Regions from separate parts of the Homo sapiens genome. Here region 1 is linked to region 2. A link is a contact called in ENCODE Hi-C or POLR2A ChIA-PET data. All regions are on one chromosome and are shown on one strand. Each heading gives the region's core, a stretch centred on a gene start or an enhancer-like site at or near the end of the contact. The rest is flanking DNA. Distances are from core to core; before and after follow the strand shown.

The links. Hi-C counts contacts between places; a loop is a spot of excess contacts on that map. ChIA-PET counts read pairs that join two places held with the same protein, here RNA polymerase II (POLR2A). Pooled maps may share reads with other maps.
Region 1: a loop to region 2 is called in a map of heart left ventricle, with 2.4 times the contacts of the local background. The contact joins two enhancer-like sites. A Hi-C loop is called at or near these places in 25 of 168 maps with a recorded cell type or tissue (Caco-2, Calu3, IMR-90 and 18 more) and 28 of 50 pooled maps. POLR2A ChIA-PET finds 5 or more read pairs at or near these places in 2 of 52 experiments (AG04450 and BJ).

Annotation. Positions count from the first base shown.
Region 1 is chr3:69,927,361-69,931,824 of GRCh38, reverse strand. The region is part of intron 2 of MITF (melanocyte inducing transcription factor); the gene reads right to left. Among named protein-coding and RNA genes, the nearest start is that of SAMMSON, 70 kb to the left of the region's middle. Within about 2 kb of position 2,636, at least 3 of the 41 ENCODE cell types and tissues checked have a DNase peak (open chromatin) inside an H3K27ac peak, as active enhancers do; they include heart right ventricle, where a contact is called at or near this core.
Region 2 is chr3:69,789,827-69,794,058 of GRCh38, reverse strand. The region is part of intron 1 of MITF (melanocyte inducing transcription factor); the gene reads right to left. Among named protein-coding and RNA genes, the nearest start is that of MITF, 52 kb to the right of the region's middle. Within about 2 kb of position 2,803, at least 12 of the 41 ENCODE cell types and tissues checked have a DNase peak (open chromatin) inside an H3K27ac peak, as active enhancers do; they include heart right ventricle, where a contact is called at or near this core.

The sequences.
Region 1 (4,464 bases), core at 1,387-3,886, 140 kb before region 2:
TTCTGATCTAGGACTTTAACTGAATAAGAAGGGAAGATAAAACTGTGTAAATCCAGGGGTGTATTCCAGGTGCATATTCCAGGTGCATATCCCAGGTGTGCACAAATAAATATATATACATTTATATCACATATTTATGGGTCTGTATACTTTCATACTACTTCCTGTCTTATTACATTGTAGGCTTCTGAATTCAGAGAATTGAGCTGTAAATATGTATAAAAGAAAAGGATAACAAATGTACTTTTCTGAAAATTTGATGTTAAAACAGAATAGACTAGACTAGCCCTATCAAAAATTCCCAGCAAGTCTTTTATCCTTAGCTAATGACCTATAAAACAGTATGCTTATTATAAACCACAAGACAGGCATACTTTGGTTTTAGGACAAACAATATTTAGTAGCCTCAGAAAAAAGGTGTTATCATAAGAAAATCCCTAATATATACATTATTTTTTTCTCCCTCAGGCTAAAATAAGCCAAAGACCATGATAATAAAAAGAACATGTGGTTTTATCTCAGCCGAATAGAAGAGAAAACCATTTCTCTTAAATGAGGGTCTTATAAGACATTATGAGTGGATATGTTACATTATATAGCACGATGTTTTAAAATATAAAGAACGGAATTAGTGCTCATTCTCTCAAACTTGTCTACCATGTACCAGATGCCATGCATTTTACATGCGCTCCTAGCTTATGTCAATTCAAAGTAAAAGTAAGAAAGATATGTGGAATAACCACATAAAATAAAAGTAAAAAAGATAGGGGGATAATCACATAAAATATTCTTGAAAGTCTCGACACAGTTTTCTTTTGCTTTTAAACTGTATCATAGCTTTCTGATTGAATACAGAAACAACCACTGAAGATATTTGATTTTGATTGTTTTAACTTCTTACTTTGAGTTGTTCCCATCTGAGAGAGTATACTCAATTGTCCTCTTGACATTCATAGAAAATTAAATACAGGACTGGGAGCAAATGTTAATGTGTACACAAATCACTGGAGGATCTTGTTAAATGCAGAGTGTGATGCCACAAGTCTGGGCTAGAGCCCAAGATTTCTGCATTTCTAACAAGTTGCCAGGGGATGCTGACCCAGCCGGTCCAGGGAACACACTACATCCCGAGCAGCAAGGCTTTCATATGTTCTCACCTGGACTGCTGCCTTCATCAAAAGTTATATGTTCACCATTCAATCAACAAATATTGCTTGAGCACCAACTAGATGCCAGGCAACTGTGCAAATCTTACACAGTGTGTTTAGGTAAGGGCCTCACAGAGTATGACATTGACGCCCAGACCTGAAGTTGGTGAGATGAGCCAGGCAGATTGGCAGGAACGGCATTCCAGCCAAGCATACAGCCCTCAGGTGTGAACAAGCCTTGGTTGCTCAAAGAACAGCAAGGAGGCTCTTAATACATGTTATTTACTTGGCTTTCGATTTACCACACTTGCCTGGTTTTTCTCTCACGTTCTTCATTTCTTCTCACTCTCCTTAGCTAGTTTTCTCCTCTTCTCCCCTCTAAATGTCAGAGTGCCTCAAGGATCCGAGCTTGATTTCATCTATCTACACTCCCAGCCCTGGTGATCGAACCCAGTCACATGGATTTAAGCACCCCAGAACAGAGGTCTCTGAGAACCAGACTCATCTCCACTGGCCTACGAGACGGCACCGTTTGGAGGACTGCAGACTCTCAAGCTCAGCATGTTCATCCACTCTTCCAAATTGGCTCCTCCCACGGTCTTCTGCATTTTCACAGTTGGCAACTCCATTTTTTTCTATTAGGTTGAAACATAGAAAATTGCCATTTTTGTTGGGGGCGGGGGTAGGTCAAAAAATGGTCTTCCTCTGGCTTAACCTAGTTGCTCATTCTACAAATCATGGTTATCTTTGACTCCTTTCTTTCATACCCTGGATCCAACCCATCAAGAAATATTGTTTCCATCTTCAGAAAATAATCAGAATATGATGGATTTTCATGCTCCACTGTTACCATCTGATCCAAGCCACCATCTCTTCAAACTTAGATGATGGAAAGCTTCCTGACTCTTCTACCTGCTTCTGTCTTGGCACTCTGACGGTGTATTTTCAATACAATGAATAGGGGGATCTTGTGATATTGTCAGATCAAGTCATTTCTCTATAGAAACTAAACCAAAACAAACAAAAAGAAAAACCCCACCTCTGTAATGGTTCCCTACTTATTTCTGAGAAAAAAAAACAAAAACAAAGTATTTGCAATGGCCTAGAAGTCCCTACATCAATGCTATTCACAGTGCTTATTAGAAATGCACATTCCAGGGCCCCAAACCAGAGCTAATGAATCAGAATCTCTGGGTATGGTGTTCAGAAATCCACACTAGCTTGTTAGTTCTCCACGTAGATTCTACAGACCCCTGTCCACTGTGCCTACTTCTCCCACTCCACCCCACCCCAGGAGCATTACCTCATTGACCTTGTCTCCTATAACTATCTTAAGGACATATTCACATATCCAGCCCACATGCTACCAGTGCTCCTGATTCTCCCTCCTCTGCTCTGCTTTGTCCAGAACACAGCTTGGCACACTGTGGGCACTCAGCAAGTATTTGGTACGTCAGTGAAGCAGTGTGGAACCACTGTGGCTGGCGTGCATGGATAAGGGGCAGAACCGAAGAACAAGGGGCCACATTGTGTAGGCAGGGGTTGTAGGCTAGGATTCTGACCACCTCTGGAAACGTCCTGAGGAAATGAAGTGTGACAGTCCCTCAGTCTTCCTAAGTTAGAAAGCTCTAGAGGAACTAAGTCTTCAGGCCAGGCAGTTGATTCACAGCCTGCCACCCTACTTCACATGATAAAGCTTCCTTATCTATCAGGGGCTGCCCAAAGATTGCCAATTCTTACAGCTCTCATCTAGCAGTACAACAAGCCAGTAGGGCCCTGTGGGTCTCAAATGACCGGCCGGAAGCCTGAGATTTGCTTTCACCTCTAGCTGTAGACCCCTAGATAAGTCACAGTTATTCCAAGGTCCCCAAGCTGGCAGTCCATGGACACAAACCACAGGCAAGTCTGTTCACCTAGACAGAATTTAGTGTTCTATGAATTTGTCACCAATGATGAAAAATTGGGAGTTTTCAACCCAAAATCTGGTTTCTCAAACCAGAGTTTGGATTTCTCTTTTCTGGTTGATAAATCAGAAGATCTAGAGATACCAAACTGCACTCCTACTGGGCCAGCAACTTATCAGAGTTGAAAAGCAACAGAGTTGAGAAGTAGCTTCTCCCTTTCAATGAGCACTTACTTTTCATTCTGCAACTCTCATCACTCTTTATTCTGACACTGACAACTGGACTACTTTATTCATTAACCCGTCTGATTCCTGAAGACTTTTAAATCTGCAAATCCTACCTTACCCATTCACACTTCATATCCCTGAACAAGGTTCCAAATCTGATAGAATGATGGTGGCGCAAGTGTGTTCAGAAAGCTACATGAAATGAACAATCTCATAGGAGAAAATAAAATAAATAGGTAGAACTGTAAAAGATAAAATAAAATAAACGGATATAAACTTTAAAAAGATACATACATGTTGCCCATGCAGCAATGGCTCTTTTCAAGAACTTTTCTAAGGAGATGATCAGATACGGGACAAAGATTTAGGTACACAGACATCTATTAGAGCATTATCTCTAACAGAAGTAGGTGGACTACTGCCTGGGGCATGCCGCCCATTTTTGTCAATAAGGTTTTATTGGAAAACATCCATACTTTCATTTAAGTATAGTCTATGGCTGCTTTCAAGCTATAACAGTACAAGAGCATAGTTGAGTAATGGACCCGACGGCCCCAAAAGTCTAAAACACTCTGTTTTTTATAGATAAAGTTTTTCAGCCATTAATTTCTAATAAAAAAATTGAAAACAAATATCTCATAGGCCATGGATTCAATTAATTATAAGGAAGCCATATAGTTCAGGCTTTCAGCCTCAGCACTATTGACACTGGAGCCAGATACTGCTTTGTTGTGGGGGTGATGTGTGAACTGCCTGCTGTCTCCCAGCATCCCTAATCTATACCCATTAGATGCCAAGTAACACAGCATGTCCCACTCCAGTTATGACAACCAAAACTGGCTCCAAACATTGCTAAATGCCTCCTGGGGACAAAACAGCCCTCAGTTGAGAACCACTACATATAAATGGATCCTATGCAGTCATTACAATCCACATTTTATCTAACAATTTTTTGTTTATTTCTTGTCTAGTACACTACATTGAATTTCATATATCAAATTTATTTTTTTTTTTACTTTAAGTTCTGGGATACATGTGCAGAACGTGCAGGTTTGTTACATAGGTATACATTTGCCATGGCGGTTTGCTGCACCTGTCAACCCGTCATCTAGGTTTTAAGCCCCACATGCATTAGGTATTTGTCCTAATGCTCTCCCTGCCCTTGTCCCCCACCCCTCAACAGGC
Region 2 (4,232 bases), core at 1,554-4,053:
TCCTATACACTTCATATAGCTGGGGTGACATGGGTGGGACAATGGGTGCCTCGTGAACTGCTCAAATCCCAGTCGAAGAAAATGATGTCAGACGCAAATGGCATTCCTGCCTCATTTGAGTAGGTGTTGCCCCACCACAGCCAGAAAATATTCAAACTGTCTGATTGAGATAGCACAACTTATAAATGAGGACACTGTTGTCTATGTGCCATTATGGATACCAAAATGGCATAAACTGAAGATCATTCCAGTGCTGGCTTGTACACAGGAACTAAGTGAAGCTCACTATCTGGGGCCCAATACTGAGATTCACTTCTAATGCATGTGACATTACATTCATGTTGCCAAGTGTTGGTGAATACATAAAGAAAAGTAGTGTTCTTCCACATAACTGGGTTTTTAAATATATACCTTATATACATTATAGGAGTGGTTCTCAACAGGAGCAATTTTTCCACCCAAGGAACATCTGGCAGTGACTAGAGACATTTTTGGTCATCATAACTTGAGCATTGGGAGAGGGTGCATGCTATGAGCATTGGGAGAGGGTGCATGCTATGAGCATCTAATGGGTAGAAGCCAGGGACGCTACGTGTTCCACAACACACAGCACAGCTACTCACACCAAAGAGCTATATGACCTAAAATGACTAAAATGCCGAGCTTGAGAAATCCTTCACTATACAGCATAGATAGCTATAATGCAAAAATTCAAAGAGGTAAATCAGCAAATTAGAAAATCTGGCTGGGTGCAGTGGCTTACGCCTGTAATCCCAACACTTTGGGAGGCCGAAGCAGGCAGACTGCTTGAGCCTAGTAGTTCAAGACCAGCCTGGGCAACATGGCGAAACCCCATCTCTACAAAAAATACAAAAAAATTAGCCAGGTGTGGTGGCAAGCGCCTATAGTTCCAGCTACTCAGGAGGCTGAAGTGGGAAGATCACTTCGGCCCAGGAAATCGAGGTTGCCCAGGAACGGTGATTGCACCACTGTACTTCAGCATGGGTGGCAGAGGGAGACCCTGTTTAAAAAAAAAAAAAAAAAAAAAAAAAAAAAAAAAGCTAAAGACTTTAGCCCATAAAACAAGAAAAAATTTAAAGTAATAAAGCAAATGAAACATTTAGAAACCCTTTAATTTTCCTCTTCAAATATTATACAGGGTAAAGCTTTAAAAATATGTATGTGTAATTAAAATATGCAATGCTATCTTTTTAGTGGAGGAGAGGAAATTTTTAGTGGGGCAGAGGAATCAATCAATAAGGAATTTTATGAATAAATTGTGATAAAACTATACTATTAAAAAAATTAGCCATTAAAAGTAGCGATTTTGAGCTAAATGTACTGATTTGGAGAGATGCCAATAAAATAATGCCAGGGAAGTCAAGTTACAAGATTCTGTACCCAGAACGAGTCCACTTTTGTAAAAATTAGAAAAACAAATTTCTCTAGATACATATCTTATTTGCATGGGTTGGGGAAGGATTGTTGATATAAACCAAACTCTTAATATTGATTTCTTTAGAAGAGTAGGATTAGGGATGGTGAGTAGGGAAATTAACCACATTTTATCTATACACTATCGTTATTCTTTTGGAATTTAAAAAAAAAATCATATAATGAAAGCTTGAGCTTAAGAAGGGAGGGAAGGAAAAAGCAAGGAGATGAGAGAGGAAAGAAAAAAAGGGCATCACTGTAACAGCACATAGGAAAACTTGAATCTGTTGTTCCTATTTTTACCAGTGAGTGCTGCTGTTGACCAATTTAATGGATAAAAGCAGTGAAATAAAATTGAAGAAAGCAACTCCAAACATCTGGCCCTTTGCTCACTATCAGACCCTTTCAGCTAGCAACACAGTTTAGTTCAGTTGGCTTTGTTTTGTTTCGTTTCTCTGATCCACTACTCATCTTTGAAAATTCTGCATCAGATAGTGATGGAATCAACTAGTCATATCTCTTTTCAAAAACAGAGGCAGCAACTGTGCTAGATGACAGCTTCACTTCTGGCAAGTACAGATGAGGATTCAGCACATCCGTCTCTACTTCAAGGAGCAACTCTCAGGGCACAGCAACTTAATTATCCAAGTCTCATTCCCAGAAAGTTCCCCGAATACCTCTGCTCCACCAGTCTTGGAAACTAAGGCCTCCTCTACTGTTGTTCACTATTATTCAAAGCATGAAACTGCATTTTCCAAGTTCTACTGCACCAATGAAATAGACCCAGCATGAAACATATAGGCAGTTCTAATAATGCCTCTTGCATACACACTTAAATGCACACACAGGGATGTCATGCAGTGCATAGCTTTGAAAAACGCACAACTGCTGCATTCCAGTATTTTGCCTCTACTTGCCATTAGATGCCACCAGCCCTATCTTGAAAAACAACAGAATAATAAGATTTAAAAGAGAAAAAACTGTGCCAGTTTGAACTTTCAAATACCCAAGGTTTTTATATTTTGCATAAGTAGCCATTCTTCTTAACTTGCCATGAAGAGGTCTTGAGCCTCTTGGGTCTCTAGATTCCTTTCTATTGACAGGCATTTTCTTACAACTTGCACATAAAGAATTGCAAAACATGGTTGTTTTTGCTTGCAAAATAATGATTTGTTACCATACTATTAATCCAGTACTAGTAAAATGAACTCAGGAACATGTATTTGTCTTTTCTCTGTTATGACACTCAAACCACCACCACCACCACCACGCTGTTAAGAAGAAAACAACTTGGAGAGCTCTTCAGCGATCATGGAGTTTTCTTTCATCCCAGACTTGAATCACAGTTGCGGAGGCCGGATTTCACAATCCCCCTCAGGGACTGCAAGTGCTGGCGCCAATCACAGCATTTCCCTGATTAGCAAACTGGCTTTAGACCCTTCAAAAACTTTCACATTTGAAATTTAACACATCTATATTTAGAACATGACTTGCAGGACATTTGCTGTACGCAAAATGGCAAAAGAAAAAAGGGCATTGGGACTATATTTGTTCATATAGAAATACAGAGATGATAACTCTAGGACCTCAAACAGAAGCAGAAACCTAGAAATTAGTGTCTCTAAAAAGAAGTTAGTGTGGGAGCTCGCAGAGCATCCACCATCTACGGTCTATTATTATTGGATGCATTTGGAATTAAGAAGTTTAATATCTTAAACCTACAAATACTGTGGCCAGGAAGTTAGTATATCTGCACGAGGACTTGGGTCTTGTATAAGAAATTCGAGAGTGAGAGAAATGAATCTGAATTTCATGCCTAGGACTGAAAGTGGGGTGCTGCTCCTCAGCTACAGCCATTTGTTGATTGGACAGACTAGGGACTTGGAATTTCCAGATTCTCCAGTTTTCCAAGAGAAGCGAGATATAGGGGTTTTGATGTGAAAGTTCCTAATTTTTAAAAAATATTGACCACTATTTCACATTTGTCAAAAACTGATTGTCCATGGGCCACATTCAGCCTGTGGCCTTGGGGTTTGCAACTTCAAGTAAGATGTTGAAATACTCAATGAAGTAGTAAAATTAGTGCCAGGTGATAAATGTGAAATTTTTAAAATTGTGGTAAAAAACAAATAAACAAACATGTTACATAAAATTTACCATTTTAACCATTTCTAAATATACAGTTCATTGATGTTAATTACATTCACATTGTTGTGCAAGAGATCTCCAGAACTTTTTCATCTCGCAAAACTGAAGCTCTATACCCATTAAATACCAACTCCCCTTTTCCCACTACCCCCTCCCCCTAGCAACCACCATTGTACTTTCTGTCTCTATGAGTTTGACTCCTCTACATACCTCATGTAAGTGGATTCATACAGTATTTACCTTCTTGTCACTGGCTTACTTAACTTACTATAAGTGGATTCATACAGTATTTACCTTCTTGTCACTGGCTTACTTAACTTACTATAATGTCCTAAAGATTCATCTATGTTGTAGCATGGCATATGACAGGATTTCCTCCCTTTTTAAGGCTGAATAATACTCCATTGTATGTATGCAGCACATTCTGTTTATCCATTCACCTGCTGATGGACATTTGGGTTGCTTCCACTCTTGGCTATTGTGACTAGCACTGCTATGAACATGGATGTGCAATTATCTATAGGACCCTGCTTTCAATTCTTTTGGATATATATATATATATACATGCACACAAAACTGGGATTACTGGATCACATGAGAGGTTTGTTTGTTTGTTTTTCTGAGACACAGTCTCACTCTGTTGCCCAGGC